2 separate regions of the Mus musculus genome follow, and region 2 is linked to region 1. A link is a loop called in an ENCODE intact Hi-C map of the cell type or tissue named here. Cell type or tissue: heart. All regions are shown on one strand.

Region 1 (8,000 bases):
GCTATGACTAGAATGAGAGTTAAGATGTCTCTAGAGCCAAACCTTCGTCCTGTAGCTGCAGTGTGAGGGTGGGGCAGAGGATGAGATGAGGGTGTTTCGCCTCAGCTCCTCAGAGGAGGAAGAAAACCACGAGGGAGGAAACTGAGTGTACCAGATTTTATTGTAAAAACAGCAACAATGATAAAAGATTGAAAAAGAGAAAACTACAATCCTCTCACTTTCCAGTCGACAACGCCATACCACAGGACTTACATTTTATTACCACGTTAGGCCGCCTTAGGTGGGTGGAGTTGAATGTTCATAAAGACAGAGGCTTAGACAGCAGGTGGTGGGTGGCACATACCTTTAATCTCAACACTCTGATTCGGAGAGGCATGCAGGTCTCTATGAGTTTGAGGCCAGCGTGGTCGACAGAGTGAGTTCCAAGACAGCCAGTACTACACAGAGAAACCCTGTCTCAAAAAACCTAAAACCACCACCACAAAAAGAAAAGAAAAGAAAAGAAAAGAAAAGAAAAGAAAAGAAAAGAAAAGAAAGCCAGTTATAGTCAAGGGCTGGCCCTTGTGCTTCCAGTTGTGTCACCCAAGACAAAGAGTTCATTTAGATATTGCCACATTTATAACAATGCTGGGATGCTGTAACTCTTGAATTGTATTACAAGTAGCATAAGTGAATCCTATGGAATTCATCAGTTCAGTTTGTTTTTCTAAGGTTACTTTAAAACAAAACAAAACATTGGGAGACTGAACCTAAGGGGTTATTCTCCACCTTGTCGTAGTGCTCTATAGACTGAGCTCTTATAGACAGACTGTTTCTGAGGGGAGAAAGAACAAGTAGGAGAGAACTGGTTCCTTTGTTAAGTTACTGTTGTGATCTAAAGGATAGTGGAGCTGCATTTAGTGGGGTCAGGTGGGCCTGCCCATCTTGGAACAACCAGGACGCAGGTTGTGGGGAATGACTGGGCTGTTTCTCATATCTTCTTGCATTTTTGGTCACATAATATACTAGGCAAGCAGGGACCTAGCTGACTCTTCCTAGCATTTAAGTCCCCATCAAGACAGCGAACTAACTCTCAGGCCTGGAGACCTAATATTCTAGCTGGATTGGGCCATTCACTTGGCCAGAGGGCTGCCTGTAGAAGGGTGGACTCACCTTAAGTTAGAGAGATAGGTGGGGTTAATTATCTTTTCAATGAAATCCTGTCCTTTTTCCTACCTAGAATCCCAATCCCCTGTATAGGCTGCAGCTGTGTAGCTAGTTAAGTCAGACTACTTTTAGAATTTTTTCTGTCTCTTCCTAATCTTGTTTTCCTTAACACTCTGGGTTTTCTTTCTTTCTTTCTTTCTTTCTACCTCTCTCTCTCTCTCTCTCTCTCTCTCTCTCTCTCTCTCTCTCTCTCTCTCCCTCCCTCCCTCCCTCCCTCCCTCCCTCCCTCCCTCCCTCCCTCCCTCCCTCCCTCCCTCCCTCCCTCCCTCCCTTCTTTCTTTCTTTCTTTCTTTCTTTCTTTCTTTCTTTCTTTCTTTCTTTCTGTAAAGTCTCCTTCCATACCATGCAGTTGGTGGTTGGCCGTGTAGCTACCCTCTGTGCCAGCTTCAATGGTGTCTTAGGAGGCACCATGACCACGTCAACTCTTTGAAAAGAAAATAATAATTGGCAGCTTGCTTACAGTGTCAGTTTAGTCCATTATCATCATGGTGAGGAACCTGGAGACATGCAGGTAGACATGGTGCTGGAGAAGCAGCTGAAAACTACTCCTGATCTGTAGGCTGAGAGACTGGGCCCACTATGAGCTTTTGAGGTTTCAAAAGCTCACTTCCTTTGACAAGGCCACACCTTCAAATCCTTCTATCACTCTACTCTCTGGTGACTAACCATTCGAACACATGAGCCTACGGGGGCGATTTTTATTTAATCACCACAAATGGTATGGCTGCTTTCTGTCTTCTTTTATCCATCTCTGAGAAGCAGCTGAGCTTTATAGTCTTCAGAGATGTTCTTTTCATCTCTAATGAAATTGCCCTTCGGTCCCTTCTTAAATTATGCTATTTATGAGACTAAGCGTCCCAAGAGGGGATAGAGATTTCTCCTGTCATTTGGTGACCACACTGAAGGACCTCTACAGTCCCAGTAACACCAGCATAGTCAGTACTTCAGGAAGGAGATGAGGGTCTGCGGTGAGATATTTCGGTGCCGGAGAACAAAGTCCACTATACATTGTAGAATACCAGTCATGTGGCTGACTGCTGTATTGCTAGCTGGGAGAGCAATATCCAAATACAGCATGATGCATCTTCCTATTTCTTAGGATTCTGTTCATGAGACTAATGTAATCATGAGTTTAGCCAGAACTTTTAATAGCTTACTCTATTCAACCTGTTCAATTTCTGCTACAGTGAGAAGGGCATTAGAAAAAAGAGAATCACTGTGTTAAGTGTGGTATGCCTTCCTTGGAAGCTAGCTAACTTTCTGACCTCTGTTTTGGTTTCCATAATCTGAACATAACAACTGATTTTTTTTTTTTTTGCGCTATTTGTAAAGACAGATTAATAAGAGATCTCTCTTTCTCTCTCTCCAACTCAGATGAGCTATTTACCACTTTCTTATTGAAGAAGAAAATACCAGCCTCCCATTGCTGGAGGTTAAATGCAACTTTAAGTCAGGATTAAGCAGGGGCATAGGGCGGTAAAACCAGGGTCTAGTCATTTGCCAAAATTGTCATTCATTAGATTAACTATCTAATGACTAGTCATTAGTCTAGATTCGAGGTCTGAGAAGATAAAACCTGTGTGTTTTTACAGGTGTGGGGTTGCTAAAAAAACAAAACAAAAAACAGCACCTCTCTGGATTCATACAAAGAAGGTCTTCACAAAGAGGTAGTGAGTCCCTACAAAATTGGGTGGCACGACCTATCTGTCATCAGTCTGTACAGCTGTAGACCAAGGATGAAGGGAAGGCCATTTACAGGAGACAAGGAAATTGTGCGATCCGAGGCAGGAGTGCCAGATTCTTAGGACGTTCCCAGGCCTGACTTATCTCCTCGATGCCAGTCCCACCCTGGGAAGCTGGTGGCAAGTGGGGGACCTCGGGTTGTGGCAGAAGGCCGGCTCCCACTGTAGGGAGGCCCCGCGCGCATGCGCATCGGCATGGCCCAGGCAGCTCCATTGGTCTCGGGCGTCCCCTTTTCCCTCTTCACCCCGACCTATCCCCCAAGACACCAGGCTCCCAGAGCGCGGGTCACCCGCGGCTCACCCGCTGGCTCGTCCCAGGCCCGGGCGCGCGCCTGCGCACGGGTCCCCGGGCGCGCGGGGTTACTAGAGGTGGAGCGCCGGGAGGGCGCGCAGCAGGAGGCGGACGCCGTTACGGAGGGAGCGTGGTCACGTGGCCGCTGGTCACCGCCGCCACCTCCCGCCCCATTCTCTTGCTGGTCGGGCCAGGCCCGGCGTGTTCCACGAGAGCCCGGCAGACTGACGGGGAGAGAGAGAGAGAGAGCGAGAGAGCGAGATAAAGAGAGGAGAGAGACAGAGAGACTGACAGAGAGAGAGAGAGAGAGAAAGGAGGGGAGGAGGATTCAGGGAATAGGAGCTGGGGAGCCCTGCTGCGCTACAGGTAAAAAAATAACATAACGATGCTAACGGTGAAAAAGCGCCTCGCCTCCCCCGTCAGCCTCCCCGGGCAGCTGCACAGCCGTCGCTCCCTCCCCGGCCTCCCCTCAGCCTCGCTGGGCCCCGTCCCGCCGCCAGGGAAGGCCCGAGCCGCCGGCCGCGGCTTGCGCGCGGGCTGGGAAGGGAGGCGGGCTGGGGCTCGGTCCGCTGCGGGCCGGCGGGCGAGCGGGCGGAAGGGCGAGCGCGCACACGGGCGAGGCAGCCTCTCTCAGCCCGCTCGTCCCAGTCCCCGTCCCCGTTCGGTCCTCGCTCCCGGACGAGCTCGGGAAGCAGCTACCGGGCATTGCCGAGCTGCTCAGCCAGCTCTACTTCCTCTTTGGCCGGTTCCCTGTTTCTTTCAGCCCTGGGCTGCACGTTTCCTTCCCAGGCCGGAAGTCAGGCGGCTGGAGCCCGGAGCCGAGCAGCCTCGGAGGAGAGAAACCCTCTCCTGCCTTAATTTGCCTTAGTGCTACTTAAGTTAGTCACGCCGGCATCTGTCAGTTCGAGGCCTGGCAGGACCCGAGGAGAACGACTTGGGAGAGTTCCCCCTGCCCCCTCTGTTTTCCTGGAAATGTACTGTTCTTCCAATACATTCTGTGCAGATATGCGACCTAGAGTTTGGTCACTCCTAGTTACTAATAGTTTCAGGACGACTTACTAACCAATTCAGCGCTTGAGAATGGTAACAGCTTTTGAAGGTTACATCTTTTATAACCCTTCAACTTCCACCCCCCCCCCCCCATCACTTTCTGCAGAGTCCCCATTTCTCAATTCTGAACTGGACTGAAACTTTACTATGCAGGTTACATGCTAAACTGCCTGAGGTGGATTGTGCTGAAATGCTAGGGCTTTTGTACGCGTAGTCCATCACAGTGTAGTCCACAAACCACCTCTTATTAGTGTGCTGTGGCACAGGATGCACTATTGGAAAAGAACTCTTGGAATACAGTGGGAAAGAAACTCACTTTTCCGTTATGCGTCTTTGGTTCAGTTCTATTTCCAGGACTTCCTTGGTGTCCGAAATAGAATGGAAAGGGCAGCTGCAGTGGGATAGAGAGCGTTGATCAAACCTGAGTCCCTGGGGGTTGGGTTCTTGTTAAAAATGTGATAGGAATTCAGTGGATGTGGTAACTGATACAACTTGTTATTCTGCATTTCTCACGTGGTGATGGACAAGACCTTGTTCAATACAAAAGGTGTAAATATCTTCTGTGTATAGAAATGAAGTTACGTGTCTGTGAAGGACGGACACACACACACACACACACACACACACACACACCCCTTGGAATGAAGAGGTGGCCTGATAGGAAAGTTCAGTGTCAGGGTGCACTAATAAAGTTTGCTTGGGGGAAGTAGAGTGAACCAACGCTGGATTCCAGGAGAAGGAAAAGAAGTACAAATTGTGTGCTCTGTATGCTGTGTGGTGCCTGCACCACATTTTTGTTTTATTTATTTATTTATTTATTTATTTATTTATTTTTGTTAAAATGGTTTGGCGTACTTCTTAAAAGACTCGCTTCCCAGTTCATTGAGTTTTTATTAAGGCATAGGCTCGGAATCTTGGGTTCGTGTGTAATGCTGGTTGAAAGTTTCTTCGATTGGCAAAATCATTGTGTCTGATATCTTCAAGTGTAGCCTCAGTTGGGCAGTGTGTTCTTGGTATTTGAAGCACATATTTTAAACAGTTGAGAGCCACACAAAGGGTGTCCTACCTGGATTTGTTTTTTTTTTTTCCTTCATGTAATTTTTATAATGTAAATGAAAGAGTTTAAAGTATTCCATGTACTTCTTCTGGTTTTCATACATAAAAATGGTTGTCCTTTTACTTCTACGGTACAAGGAATTGAACGTAGAGCCCTTTACAGGCTAAGTAGTTAAGTTCTAAAGAGCTTTATGAAAGTCTTTATGGAAGTCTAATAGCAGCTACTTCTAGTCCCATAAGTTTTATAATCTTAATTTTAGTTATTACTTTACCTTGCTTCTTTATATCCTAAAATACATTACACATCTTAACTCACTTTATTGTTACAACTTTTAAGCAAACAGAAACTGGATGGATAAATCACATTCCTGATTGACATAGCTAATACTAATTTGGGATTCTGATTGGCTGACTTATGAATCCTTGCAAATCTTAATTATCTTGTATAACTTCCTTTTTATTATTATTATTATTATTAATTATTATTTAGAAGTAAAGGGATGAATTTTTGTAGTGTTGCTGTTTAGGAGCTTTATTTTCATTTTAAGAATTAAAATGTCCCCTTGTTAATACCCTGTGCCTGGTGCTTCTGCTCTTCCTGAGTGAGCTGCGTAAGACACACCTGTAAAGTTGTATTCTGCTCGCACTTGTTCACACGTTTGGCTGTCCCAATCTCTTCACTGCTAAATGTAAACTGTGTCTTCTTTGCTTTGACTTGGAAGGCCTTTCCTGGCCCACCTATGTCTGCCCTCCCTTCACCTTCATGCATATTTTATACGGAAGGCTTTTTCCTATTCTTCTATCCCAATGCCTAGTTTTGATAAAATTTCTTTGTATTTGTCGTTTTACACTTGTTTTCTTATTATTTAGGTTTAGAACTTAATCAAATTCCTGGCCCTCTATTTGGCTAGTAAGGGCAATAAAAACTAGCCACTGAAAAAGTAGGAAGGGCAACCCATAAATAAAGGACTATATTTTAAGTTGAATAGTATATGTTTTACTGCAAATTAATATATCACCTTCCCTGACTTCTCTCTGTGTGTCTTCCTCTGTGTCGGTGTGAATAGTGGGGCTTTACTGTCTGTTTAGGCAGTTCTTTCCATATGGATAGATCAGTAGGATAGTAGTATGGTATGCTGTGTGGTCTGAAACTTGAGAAATTATTATTGCTTGTAGGATTTTTTCACCATCTCTTTATAGTTTTAGTGTAATTCTTTTGTAAAACCAATACTATTTATTTTGGGGGAGGGTGAAGTTTTATTGTCATATTCCGTAATACCATTAACATATTTAGGTCAAACAAAAGCTATTAAAATTATACTATGTCAGAAATAGACCTTTCTAATTAGTCTTGACTGGTTATGTAGAATAATGACATTTAGAAGTGTTCCTACGTCATTTTGTTATGGTGTACTGCTGAGAAAACATCCTATTTTTGACACATACTAAGTAATATCTTGGAACTTTAGTGGAAAAACAGTATTTTCTCATTAGTGTCAGAAACACTGTCACTCTTATCTCTTTTTAACACTGCCACTGCATTATCTTTTTATAATACAGGTGATCTTAGAGAAATCTGTATAAAACTTTTATATGAAACATTGTAGTACTTTGTGTGTTGAGCAATAATCCATTATAAAATCAGTTTAGTCAGTTTTAGAAGTCATTGCAGTATTTAATTACTGAAGAATTTCAGGACAACACATCTTTTCTTTATATGTATACACACACACACACACACACACACACATATATGTATGTATATATATATGTATATATACACACACACATGTTTTATATATATATGTGTGTGTTTTGTTTTTTTTTTTTTTTTTTTTTTTTTGCCTCTGGCCTGGCTGACAGTGGCTGCCTTTAACCCTAGCACTTGGGAGGCAGAGACAAACTAATCTTCGTGAAAACAGTGTGGTCTACATTATGAGTTCCAGGCCACTCAGGACTATATAGTGAAACCCTGTCTCATTAAAAAAAAAAAAAGCAGCATCAGAAGATGGCAAGATGACAATCTACCAATTATTGTGGATACTGTTGTAATCATGCCTTTGTGATTAGAGGGAAAGCATCTGTAGTTTCCATGTTTTAGTCTGTATGGATGAAAAAACAGGAAGTTTTGTGATTAGACATTGCAGATTTTCATAATTTGTTGAGCCTTTTCTTGTGTCTATATGAGTTCATTATTCTATCTTCACTTCATTTGTAAATGACTACAAAATAGCCTAATTAAACATTGGAAATTATTTAGTTGGTACAGTTTGTTTGAGATACTGAAAGTCTGAAAATGGTGGTGCTATTGGTCTAACATTATGCATATACAATTAAAATGGTTAAAGTGATTAATTATAGGTCTTTGTGTTGGGAGAGCTGATGAACTAACTCTTCTGGTATGGTTTTCCTTTCTTGCTCTCCTTGTCTTTTATCTACCCCGCTTTGGAGAGGAAGAAGGAAAAGCATTCAAGTTATATCAGTATTTCCTTGGTGGAGTTAGAACTAGAGTCATATTCTTCTAGTTGTAGCCTAGTGTTTCTGAGATAGCCTGTAGCCTGCTACTGGCATTAAAAAAGGAGGAAGTAGCAAGTGCATTATGTTCAGCCAACACAAATGTGGATATTATGGGATTTCTGTTTTACTATGTAATG
Region 2 (8,000 bases), 67 kb after region 1:
TTGCTTATAGTCATGAGTTTTTTTTTTTTTTTTTCCCACAGCAATAGAAGCCCCTCATAAGACTTTTATGTGTGGTAATTCTAGCAAACTATGTGGTTGAGGTACTCTCTAATCCTTGGGTCTTTCATTTGATTAAAAAAGGCTAATTTTCTTAGAGAATAATGAGAGTACCATAAAATCAGAGTAAAAATATTCCTTCTACATTTTAAATGTCACCATGTTTTAAATCTTTAAATCACCATATGTTTTAAAATCTTGAAATATTTCTCATTTTGATTAACCTAATTTTTTTTCCTGGCCTTGATTGTTGAAAGACTGTACCAGTTTTTTAAATTTAGAATTGCAGTAGGATAGAGTACTACAGATCTGAGAGAGAGAGAGAGAGACAGAGAGAGAGAGAGAGAGAGAGAGAGAGAGAGATCCCTTGATGGTGTACTGACTTGTCCTTAATTTTTTGACATACTTATCTATCATAAAAAAAGAAAACATATGTAATAAATACTGAAGAAAAGTTTAAGGAAACTTCATTATTTAGAACTTTGTGTTGATTTGTTGATTTCATAGTTGAGATTCTTGATAAAGTTTTGAAAGTTAATGATTTATTCATACATAAAATAATGTTGACGTTAAGAAGTGCCTTATATTTTTTCTTAGGGTAGACTGAGAAAGAGAAAATATTACTACAAACATGGAATAAGTGGCTAATGAGAGTAGGAAGTCCTATGTGTAAGTGTGATATAAACCAGATTTGTAAAAAGTATCCCCCCAAAAGTTAATTTTTTTATTTTCTGAGAAAATAGAAGTGTTGAATGTAGACCTTGGTCTTAACAAATGCGTGGCTCTTTTTTGGTTTAAAATTGCATCTTTGTTCTTGGGTTATCTTCTAAAAGAGTAGAATCTTGTGGCCCGGGAATCCTCCTTTCCCCAATGAGGAGAAAGCCTCAAGGGCCTCTTTGCCAAGGCTTCTCTCCTTGCTCTCCTTGGGGCTTTCACACAGTCTCAGGTTTATGATCCCTCTGGTGTCAGTGTTTCCAGTCTTGATTGGTTTTTTGAAAAGGATGAAGCTGCGAGACTGTTGGTGACTTTACAGTAGGGACCTGGTAATGACATAGATGCTCTTGCCCTAATGGTCTTTACAGGGATGGGGCAAAGTTCGGAATTTTTATAAACAAAGAACAGATTAATGTACAAAAAACTAGATATCAGTTTGTGTTAGGAACTTTGGAAAATTAAACTTTACCATGAGCACCTGACACTCCATGTTTGCATTAATATACACATGTAGAGGCCAGAAACCGATGTTAGGTGTCTTCTTCATTGCTTTATACATTACTTTTGGAGATAGGGTCTCTCACTAAACCTGCAGCTCATGAACTGTCTAGATCCTCTGGCCATCAATCCCCTGAGATTTTTCTGCCTCTTTCTCCCCAGCACTGGATTATAGGCCTTTATGTGGGTAATGGGGGTCTGAACTCATATCTAAATACTTAATAGCTGGCACATGACCCTTTGACATATCTTCTAGGCCCTAGGGCTCTTTTGATCATGGTGTTTATTAAATGCTTTTGCCAGAGCCGTAATTGGCAGCACATATCTTGTCTGTTAGTCTCGTTCCATCTGTAATATGTACTTTCTAACATTTCCTCACAAATAAGTCCTCCCCTCCATGTTCCCTACTAAGGTGATTTCATAATTGGTAGTCTCATGGCTTTCACTGTCTTTTGCTTTAGCATTTGTGTCTCAGACTTGTGCCTTGGTAACTGGTTTACAGTGAGCTTTGTACACAGGCTAGTTAACATTGGCTATATTCTAAGCTTCTCATTGATAACAAAGCAATATTCTTCTAAGTACTTTTTTTGTTCTGTTCTTAAAAACACATTGTATTTCTTTTCTCTACTGGTACAAGTGGGTTTTAAGTCTTCAAGTTTTAAATAAAAATGTTATTTATTAGACAGCATTTAGACTTCTTTTGAGTCAGATGAATGATAATACACATTTTTCTTTCATGAATAACAATTTCACAAGAAGGAATATAATTTTTCTTTGCTTTTCTCTTATAAGGAAAATGTGATATTTGGTATGAGTAATATTGTCATTTAAAATGTAAAACATTAAATTGAGTATTATAGATTAATAGAATGGTGTTTTCTCATGTGAAGATATTATATTTGAGTGTTTCTTCAGTCAAAATCTGGGATTGGATTATATGATGGAATTTTATAGAGGATATTGTAATTATAGCTTCTGTACTGAAGTTACTGTTTTAACACATGTAACTTTAGAATTTTATCAGTGGATAGCATGCAATAAAAGTGATCCCTCTAAAAGAGGAATGAAATTCCTTAAAACCAGATGTGGACTTGGAGACATTTATAAATACAAAACTGCTAGATGAAAGCCCTATCTTTAAAATGTTTTCTACCTATTTAACTTATTACTTTCTTATATAAACTAAAAGCTAGTAAACAAATTTGCATGCATGTGCATGAGTATGTGTATCTGTCTGTCTGTCTCTCTGTGTGTATTTATCTTCATTACCAGAATATAGTTATTTCTTTCCACCTCTACTTTATTCTAAGTAACTAATAAATGTCACCTGAACTTTCCCCAATTGTACTAGCTAGATTCCTTCTCCTGTAAGTTTGTTCTGTACCTACGTCAAAGTGATTCTCTTTAGTTAATAGTATATCAGGCTATTCATAACTACTACTTTTACACTCACTAAAAGCATATGTGACTTTAAAATGGATGGTTATTGGTTTCCTCAGACATTAACTGCATTCATTCTCCTTTGAATCCATAAAAACCTCATTGCTAGTCTTTCAGGACTTCTAGTCTCTGCCTTTTTGCATAGGATCTTCCTTTTAGTTGGTAACTCTTTTTTATGATATCCATAGAGTTTTCCCCTTCCTTCTTTCATGTCTCTTGGTAAGTATTACTTTATTAGAGAAGTTTTGAGTGCTGTATATACTTGACCTCATGCATCAGTGTTAAGTGGGACCCCTATGACATGAGTGGATCATGAGAGATTAGTGCTGTTGTCAGAGGCTCTAGTGAGGGCTGATTTTGCTTCTTCCCTCACTCCAGGTTTCTTCTACATACATGCTCACCCTTCTTCTATCCTCCTTTTCTTCTTCTGCATCTCTGTAAGAGACTGAGGCAGAAAGGAAGAGAATTACCAGTGGTTCATGCTGTGTTTTTATACTTTCCAATCTCTAAGAACCATTAATCAATTTAATTTGTATTGCTTATGAATTACCTACTTTGTGATATTTTATTAAAGCAACACAAATTGGATGAAGGTTACTGTAACAAATACCCAAAACTCTATGGCATCATAAAAGTATGTCATTTTAGAAGCTGTAAGTTCAAAATGCTAGGTGAAGACTGACTTGTGGCATAGTCCTTGCTTATCTTCTTTAACTTTTGTTGTTTGTGGGTATCTTGGTATTCTTGTCTTGTGGATTGTATATATTATATCACGTGACCATCGTCTTCCTGTGTGTCTACCCATAATTATCTGTCTTAAGTGTCTGTGTCTACATTTCTTTTATAAGGCATCATTCATGGTGGATTAGGGCCTACCCTAATGACCCAATTTTCACTTGATTATGGCTGTAAAACTAATTTCTCAATAATGTAACATTCAGTGAGATAGAATTAGTCCTTTAGTATATCCTTTATTGATGAATGACAACGTTTTTTAAACAAAAGTTAATAGGATCTGATGGCTTGGATCAATAAAGCCTTGGAAGTCAGGAAGGGCGGGAATGAGCAAAGGTAAATCTTGAGCTTCAGCCCTGGCAGACTATGATGGGCCCATTAGGTGTGACAGGAATCAGTGGGAATGAGAAAGGCAAAGCCGAGTAAGTGGAATATGTTATAAACATGCAGAATTTAGAGTTGTACTGATAGTTAGGAACTGAATCTGTTTACAATTTAGGGGAGAGAACTGCCTATAGATAATAGCTTTGCTGTGAGAATCCTTAGGTTTTAAAGGAAAGAAACCTGAAAAGGAAGGCAAGGTGAGAAGGTTTGTTGAAATAGATGCTCTGTCATTTTCATAGAAGACAAAATGTTGTAAAAGATCTGTCCCTCTGCTCTAAGTGCCAGCTCTAGTAACATCTCTATACTAGATTTGGTTGCTGAAGTAGTAGTTGCATGAACAGAAGTAAAGTTACCAGTTCCTGACAGCTGCGAGTCAGCCTCTGGGCATCTTGCTAAATTTTCAAATATAATTATACAGTAGACTTCCTTTAACAAATTCTGTGTTCCCAGCTATAATTATAACTGCTTTTCTAGCCTGTAGCCTGTTCTTTGTCTTACTACTCTCCTTCCTATCTCCCCCTGCTGGTTAGAATTATCCTCTGGTCATTGGGATCTGAGAGATTAGGAAGCTGTTTACTGTGATTTTCTTTCTTAAACAGAGGTCTGCCATTGCATATCAGCGGTTTACTTTCTGCTCTACAGTATAATAAAGTATACTAGTATAATAAAGCAGTGTGTTAAAGCATGGACCAAACAATGTACTATTTTAAAGTTTTATTTTTAAAGAGTATATAAATACAAATTAGTCATGTATAAACTTGCTGTATAAATGTCAGAAAATAACCACCTTAACTTAACTTCATGGCCTAATCCATTAGATAAAATTCTTAAAATAAAATAGTACACATGACTATGATTTAAACCAAGAGTTCATTTAATAAAATATAAATTAAGATTTGTAAAAAAAATAGGTCATCATAAATTCTACAGTAGTAGTTATGATACAGCTTGCAGGACATTGCCATCATAATATTTTAATATGATAAATATGAATAGAGTTTCATATTTTATCAATTTTTGTCCCCCAAGTATCTTCTATGAAAATAAATTACTTGAGAAAAATGACTTTATACTTTTTTGTTTTCTTGTTTTTGTTTTTGTTTTTCGAGACAGGGTTTCTCTGTATAGCTCTGACTGTCCTGGAACTCACTCTGTAGACCAGGCTGGCTTCGAACTCAGAAATCCGCCTACCTCTGCCTCCCAAGTGCTGGGATTAAAGGCGTGCGCCACCTCTCCCTGGCTATGACTTCATATCCTTTACAAAAAGATTATAACCTTGAAATATATAAATATAATACATATAATAATGTTTCCTTGATACTTAGATATATTCTAAGTCCTTTTCATGTTTTATTAGGAAATAATTAAAATTATACACTTCTGAAAATTGAAATTTAGTTGGCAGTAGAAGTAGTCCAGAAGGAACTATAAACCTGATTTAGGAGTATATTGAATATGCATTGTTTACCACATACTAATTAACATACTATTGATGCATTTTGTTATTTTCTAGACTTGGTACTAGTTGTTAGTTTACTGGGGTTTTCATTTGAAGAGTGTGGTTAGATGACAAAGTTTTACTTGAGGTTTAAAATATAATTGGGGATAAACCAGATTGCCTATTATTCTGTAGCTTTAAATATCAAGTCTGACATAATAAGTGATATTCTTTGTCTTTAATGTAAGGCAGTGTATTTGATGAAGAAGTACAAAGTAAAGTTTTGATTAAAAAAAAAAAATCTTGAAACCCTGAGTAACCTTGAAGTCTTTCCACACTAGACTTGACAAGTTTTCCTTTTGTAAAGAGTAACTGAATAGTTTAAGGTTATATTACATGTTTTTGGGTCTTCATCCTGTCAAAAGTATATTTCTGAAAAGCAAGAGCTGTGGTATTCACTGTTCTTCATGATTGCTCCTCATACTTACCCAGTATATTCTCTTCTGTTCCTGTGACAGGGTTTCGGGTTGAGGAATGGGAGTAGATTTGCAGAGACAAATCGTTTGCTATTTTTCTGTTGATTCTGGAAATAAGCTTACCCTTTAGCCTCAAATGTGCTCTGGAACTAGTTACTTTAAAATAGATCACTCATGAGTCTTTATTTGGAAAACCTGAAATATGCATCATGATGCATTACTTGTAGCAAAAAATTGGATAGTTATATGTAAAATGAAATACAGCTGCTGACAGATGTCATTTACAATTTACAGACTCTTCAGAAAAGGAGCTAGTAGATGCCTGATCAAGGAAGTTAAGTCACTAGAGCTAAAGTTAACACACCTTATTGTTTTAAGAAATTTCTCCCTTGTTACTGGATAGAGTTTTAAAACCATGTTTTTCTCTATTATAACTATTGAGTGTAGAGTAATTTAAGAAATAAAAGTATTGTAATTATAACTTTTAATTTTTTCAGATGTGTGTATGTGTGTATGCATGCAAGATAGATAGATATAATAGCGGAAGTATATTCAAAGATTTCTAGATAACCATACACATATGATAGATGTAATAAAGGAAGTATATTCAAAGATTTCTATGTAAATACACACACACACACACGCGCACAAACTAGATAGAGGATAGATGATGGATGGATGGATGGATGGATGGATAGAGAGATAGATGTAATTAAAAAAGTGTATTCAGAGACTTTCATATAAATTAACACTCAACACAACGGGTGTTTGGCCAGGATACAGCACGAGCTGTAGTTGCATAGGGAGACTAGGGCTGTATAAAAACTCCTCCTAACTCAAGGCCTTAGAGATACATGGCTATTTAACTGAGTGAAGGTTCATGATGGAAAAGGCAGTCATACTTCACTGGCAGCCTTTGTCCCACCTGCCAGTTACAGAAGGAAAGAAACCAAGCAGTGTCCCCTCAGGACACCGGGGACAACAGAGTGACCACCAGGACCTCTCAGGTCAGGGAGGTGTAACTTTAATTTTTTTCAAATCCTATTTTTAATAATGGTTCTTAAACATTTTTAGCACCCTTGTAGCCCACCACCCACTAAAGGTAGTGGAAAATAAAGGATTTGGGGGAAGTGGACCTGTTTAGAAAGGTTCTTTGGAGCAACACCTGTCTGTGTTGTCTGGAAATTGGCAGTTCAGTTCACAGGTTAGCAGGCAGCGGCAGCTCGATCCATTCACAAACACTTCATGGATACACCAGCAGTCCAGTTTGGTAGAGTCAAGTTAGCAACAATGGTGACACAACCTAGCAGAGATAGCTAGGCCTCAGCCTAGGAGTGAGTCAGCAGGAGGGACCAACAGGAACACCACGAGAAGTTCTCAGCTGTGCCTCTATCAGTGAAGACTTGAGACCAACAAGCATTGCACAGCTAGCTGCACTAGCAAGCCACGCTCTGTCTCCATCACTCTGCGGAGTCCTATTTGTACCCTCCAAACATCATGTGTCCTCCATGTGTCTTGCCTCAACACGTGTCTTACCTCAGCATGTGCATCCAATCAACCTGAATCCACAGAGTCCTGAAGACTCCAGCTCAACTACGCAATGTAAAGTGTACCAATACATGTATGTTGTTAAAAAAAGAATCCTTCATCATGTGTCCTTTCACATACTTGCCTTAGCAGAACATCCTCTCTCCTGTGTCTACCTCAGTAAAACTTCCCTTCATGAGTCTGCCTGAGCCTTTCACACCTGTATCCACTTTCACATGTTTGCCCCAGCAAAGCACCATCCAACTGCCTTTCTAAAGAACCCTTATGTTTCTACTTCATGCAAGACAAACACCACAGTAATAATTATTTCATGCAGGATTCGTCAGTCACTTAAAATAAAATGGGTGGAAGGCTTAAGAAGAAAAATAATATTTGCTTTTCCAAAGGTATCTTCCAAGCTACTTAATGTTTATGAAGGGAGAGTAGTAACTTTGAGGAAAAGCACCAAACACCAAAACTTATAGACAGATAAGAAGTCAGGTTGACTTGGCCTACAGTAAGAGTATAATTTGATATGTGGAAGAGAGAACAGCATCCCCTGTGTGGATTTTTTTCTGAATGAGGTTTTCCCTGGGTCTGATGATCCCGCTTTCTAGAATACACTTGTCACCTTGAGGTAACAGGCTTCTGGGCAAATCAGAAAATGACATTGAAATATTCTTGTGTAGGATTAAAGGTAGAGGTTAGTGGTAGATCATTTACCTACTATG

The links. Hi-C counts contacts between places; a loop is a spot of excess contacts. Peaks named below come from ENCODE experiments on the same cell type or tissue, not always from the same donor. Only the 100,000 strongest peaks of a DNase experiment are listed, where the experiment ranks them.
Region 2: it touches region 1 in a loop (4-fold over the local background); 10 of 42 quality-filtered maps call a loop at or near these places.

What each region holds. Positions count from the first base shown.
Region 1 is chr17:51,174,706-51,182,705 of GRCm38, reverse strand. It overlaps Tbc1d5 (TBC1 domain family, member 5), which reads left to right and starts at 3,354. Exons shown (of 22, transcript NM_028162.4): 1 at 3,354-3,606. In heart, no CTCF peak of the experiment used is centred here; DNase peaks (open chromatin) are centred at 3,325 and 4,015; H3K4me3 peaks cover 2,312 bases; H3K27ac peaks cover 2,221 bases.
Region 2 is chr17:51,107,708-51,115,707 of GRCm38, reverse strand. The region is part of intron 2 of Tbc1d5 (TBC1 domain family, member 5); the gene reads left to right. Among named protein-coding and RNA genes, the nearest start is that of Tbc1d5, 68 kb to the left of the region's middle. In heart, a CTCF peak has its summit at 4,362 (motif pointing left); no DNase peak of the experiment used is centred here.